Linked DNA regions of Homo sapiens: region 2 is linked to region 1. A link is a loop called in an ENCODE intact Hi-C map of the cell type or tissue named here. Cell type or tissue: PC-3. All regions are shown on one strand.

The links. A loop is a pair of places that touch in the nucleus more often than their neighbours do. Peaks named below come from ENCODE experiments on the same cell type or tissue, not always from the same donor. Only the 100,000 strongest peaks of a DNase experiment are listed, where the experiment ranks them.
Region 2: a loop joins it to region 1, with 3 times the contacts of the local background. A loop is called at or near these places in 1 of 110 quality-filtered maps.

What each region holds. Positions count from the first base shown.
Region 1 is chr14:34,497,480-34,499,979 of GRCh38, reverse strand. No RefSeq gene overlaps it. Among named protein-coding and RNA genes, the nearest start is that of SPTSSA, 36 kb to the right of the region's middle. RefSeq lists a silencer at 912-1,011 and an enhancer at 2,245-2,500. In PC-3, a CTCF peak has its summit at 997; a DNase peak (open chromatin) is centred at 999; H3K4me3 peaks cover 224 bases; H3K27ac peaks cover 1,426 bases.
Region 2 is chr14:34,236,087-34,238,586 of GRCh38, reverse strand. No RefSeq gene overlaps it. Among named protein-coding and RNA genes, the nearest start is that of EGLN3-AS1, 200 kb to the right of the region's middle. In PC-3, no CTCF peak of the experiment used is centred here; a DNase peak (open chromatin) is centred at 1,366; H3K27ac peaks cover 1,818 bases.

The DNA of each region.
Region 1 (2,500 bases):
CTCTGCCTCCTAGGTTCAAGCGATTCTCTAGCAACAGCCTCCCAACTAGCTGGGATTACAGGCATCCACCACCATTCCTGGGTAATTTATGTATTTTTAGTGGAGACAGGGCTTCACCATATTGGCCAGGCTGATCTTGAACTCTTGACCTCAAGTGATCCTCCAGCCTCGGCCTCCCAGTTGGGATTACAGGCGTGAGCCACCACACCCAGCCTCTTCTTCCTTTAAAATGTTCCAAGGCTGGGCGCGGTAGCTCACACCTGTAATCCCAGCACTTTGGGGGGCCAAGGCAGGCAGATCACCTGATGTCAGGAATTCAAGACCAGCCTGGCCAGCATGGCGGAACCCTGTCTCTACTAAAAATACAAAAATTAGGCCAGACGCAGTGGCTCATGCCTGTAATCCCAGCACTTTGGGAGGCCGAGGTGGGCGGATCACCTGTGGTCAGGAGTTCAAGACCAGCCTGCTGCACTTCACTCCAGCCTGGGCGACAGAGTCAGACTCTAGCTCAAAAAAAAAAAGAAAAAAAAATTAGTCAGGCGTGGTGGCAGGCGCCTCTAATCCCACCTACTCAGGAGGCTGAGGCAGGAGAATCACTTGAACCCGGGAGGCGGAGGTTGCATTGAGCTGAGATCACGCCACTGCACTCCAGCCTGGGCAACAAGAGCAAAACTCCATCTCAAAAAATAATAAAAATAGAATAAAATATAATGTTCCATACTCATCTACTTTTTCATCTAGTCAAACACGGTGTCCAGGTTATGTTCATCCCTTGTGGACCATCACAACCATCTTCCAACTGGTTTTCTTGCTCCTAACCTCCCCTCCATTCACAGCTTCATCTATTCATCATGAATTGAGTTCCTCCTGTGTGCCAGGTGCAATTTACAGATCAGTGACAGGGGCTCTGCTCTCAATGAGTTGAGATGAACAGGGAAAACAGGTAAACCAACAACCCCAATATTGTGGTTGGCGTGTGCCATGGCACAAATATAACAGCAGGTGCCACCAGAGTATAGAAGAGAAGGATTAGGGACAGCTTTCAAGAAGAGAGAATGTTTGAGCCAAGTCTTACAGGATTAGTATGAATTGGCCAGGAATTCAGCCCTGTGAGGCTAACTTTCTTTGACCAAACTCTGAGAATTTTTTTTCTCTGAATGCAAATTTTCCGTGTATATATTTTCAAGACAGAGTCTTGCTCTGTTGAGCAGGCTGGAGTGCAGTGGTGCAGTCATGGCTCACTGCAGCCTCTACCTCCCAGGCTCAAGCAATCCTCCCTCTCAGCTTCCCAAGTAGCTGGGACTATAGGTGTGCCCACCATGCCTTGCTAATTAAAAAACAATTTTTTTTTTTTTTTTAGAGACAAGGGTTCACTATGTTGCCCAGGCTGGTCTCAAATTCCTGGGCTCAAGCAATCCTCCCACCTGGGCTTCCCAAACTGCTGGGATTACAGGTGTGAGGCACCATGCCTGGTCCCATATCTTACTTTTCTTTTAAAGCAGACTTTAAGGCTCTTAAAATGCTATTTTCACATTTTAATAATCATAATTCAAGGACAGAATTAAGTTTTAAGCTAACAAATGACTATATTTATTAAGAAACTGAATCTCAGGCATAAATTTGCTAAATGTTTTTCCCTGCAACACCTGTATAGTCATATCCCAAATACTATACTAAACAGATTGTTATGTAGCCTTTTTGAGACCAGCAGGGTTCTCATAGATTGCGATGCAGTCCTAGCCCATTCAGGCACAGACTTGGAATCTGAGAAAGTCAGGTTTATTAACCCGTTGCAATGAGGTAGACTGTACACCAGAGGACCAAAGGACAGTTTTTTGTTTGTTTTTCTGTGTGTGTGTTTTATTTTATTTATTTATTTTTTTTTGAGAGGGAGTTTTGCTCTTGTCCAGGCTAGAGTGCAGTGGCATGATCTGGGCTCACTCCAATCTCCGCTTCCCAGGTTCAAATGATTCTCCTGCCTCAGCCTCCCAGTAGCTGGGATAACAGACGCCTGCCACCACGCCTTGCTAATTTTTGTATTTTTAGTAGAGACGGGTCCAGGCTGGTCTAGAACTCCCGACCTCAAGTGATCCGCCTGCCTCAGCCTCCCAAAGTGCTGGGATTACAGGCATGAGCCACCACGCCTGCCCTCAAAGGACAGTTTATGTAGGATTTGGGGGAAGGGTGGAGATAAACTTTCAATGAAGCAGTGTTTTGACAACTCAAAGCAAAACAGGGCTTGTGTAAAAAAATCAATGTCAGGCCTGAACTGCAAAATGCCCTTAGAGTGCTGTTTCCTTGGAAACTGCAAAGTTTAGATGAGGAATGCTGTGTACACAGATCCCCATTCGGAAGCCTTAGACTTGGGTTGTCAATTAAGGCTGCTTCTCTGTATTAAGGTGACTTAGAGTCACCTGGCCAAGAGTGGAATATTTCATTCTTACTGATAGAATTTCATACAGCAAAGTTTCTGATACTCTGTGATTTCAAAGAACAAAGG
Region 2 (2,500 bases), 260 kb after region 1:
AACACATTATTTGACAAATAGTATAGGGCAAACCCAGCATTCAACAACTACCCCAAAATATTGCATGTCACGAATTAAACTAGCTGTTGAGATAGATACAAACAGCATAAGGTTCTTGATCACAAGGAGCTAACTGTTTTTTGGAGATGGCAAATATGTTTTAAGTGCTGTAGTCATATTAACTCTGCTAAGGGTTCCCCACAGTCTTCACAATGGTGGTGGTATTTTAGTAGGTTAGGGATACAAGCATGACTAGGAGTTTGGTTATCAATGGGAAAAATTGTGTTTGAATCTTGGTAAGATCTGTCCATTCAATTAATAAGAAGCCTTGTAATATTCCAGGTTAATTGCTTAAAATGGATAGAGCCAGATTGCAGGGTATGTAGACACTTATTAGATTATCTTCCCTAATATATCCTAATATAATCTATATTGCATCCCCATTCTCTGGTTACTGATCTCCTCTCTGCAACCACATGGGCCTCATGGCAGCCATATTTTGCACAGAACCCTGGAGCTCTGGATGCTCTTGACTGGACCAGAGCTGGCTGTGATCAAGCTCGGGTCAAGAGACTTTTCCCTGGTTCTGGCCATATAGATTGGTTTATGAGTAAACACCTGACCCAAGTTCCCCAGTCAGAGTCTCACCCAGATAATTAGGTCTGGGGGAGGGAGAGAAAGAGTGTGAGTCAGAGCAAGTGAGAGATGCACTATAGGTAAACATGGACTTAGAGGGGATCACTGATGGAAGCTGTAAGCTTCCGGGAGAAATCACAGAAAAGAATCTTTGTGACCTTGGATCAGACAAAGATTTCTTTGATTGGACACAATATGTAGGAAACATAAGAGAAAAAATGGATAAATTTAGACTTCACAAAAATTAAAAACTGCTTTTTGAAATGTACTGTTAAGAAAATAAAAAAGACAAGCCACAGTCTGGGAGAAGATATTTGCAAAACACATATTTGATAAGTGACTTATATCTAGAACATGTGAACACTCTTACAACTCAAGAAGAAAACAAAGAACCCTCCAAAAACTGACCAAGGAATTAAACTCCTTACCAAACAAGAGATATGGATGGCAAAGAAACACATGAGAAGATTCTAAACATTATTTATTAAGACAATACAATGAGATACCACTAGAATGCCTATTAGAATGACTAAAGTTAAAAAGACTGACCATACCAACTGTTTGAGAGGGTGTGAAGCAGTATATATTACTAATGAAACACAAAATGGTACAGCCACTTTGGAAAACAAAGCCTCTTTGAGTTTCTTATAAAGTTAAACACACATTAAAATGTGACTCAGCAATCCCATGTCTAAGTATTTACCCAAGAGAAATGAAAACATAAACATATGTCCACACAAAGACCTGTACCTGAACGCCCATAGCAGCTTAATTCACAGTAGCCCCAAACTGGAAACAATCCAAATGTCCATCAACAATGGATAAACCAATTGTGGTGTATTTATACAATGTAACATTACTGAGCAACAAAAAGGAACTAACCACCAGTACTCAAAGCAGGAAAATGGATATATCTCTAAAACATTATGTTGATTAAGAAAAGTCATACTACATGCTGTTATGGTTTTATTTATATGAAATTCTAGAAAAGTCAAAGTGCTACTAATGGAAAACAGATTCCAGAGCTGAAAGTTGGGGAAAGAGATTAACTGATAAGAGCACAAAGGATTTTTGGGATGATAGAACTCTTACATTTTAATTGCGGTGGTGGTTGCATGACTGTATACATTTGCCAAAACTCATGGATTATACACTTGACAAAGAGTCCATTTTATTGCATATAAATGACATTCCATTAAAACTGACCAAAAAATGAGTGTGTGCTGGGGGGGCGCAGGAGCCTCAGAACATAAACCCTGGGGGCTGATAGGACTCTGTCTTCTGCCATATGAATAGCAAAGTAGAAAAGTCTGGCCTGCAAAGAGTAGAAGATGAAGTAGATGTACAGAAAAAGCCAAAGTAGAATGTGGAGAGAGATTTCCAAAGCTACTGGAATCCTTGGTTCCAGTACATACCTGGGGTCCAGCTGTATTCCTGCCCTGAGTTCCATGAATCCCTTATAATAGAGTCTCCCTTTTTGGCCTAAGCTGTCTCAGTGGATTTCTGTCACTTGAAATCAAAGGAGTTCCAATTAATAAGGAAATGAGCACCTCTGCAGAGCATTTCCCATGGGTGCAGTCTTCAGCAGCAGAGAAATTCTTGGTACTTTCCATGAGGAACATGTGTTCTGGAAACTATACTTGTTTGGAATTCCTGAGAATAGTAGAAAGGACATTGTGTTGGGGTTTGGACCCTGAATTCTAGGCCTGTCTCCATGACACATGAGCTATATGCAGTCTTGGGCAAAACTCCTTGTCTCACTGGACTTCCACTTTCTCATATGTAAAAGGGAGAATGAAGCTAGACACACAGCTTGTGAACTTTTCATTCAAATTAGATAAATAACCCAATATATAAAACAGGT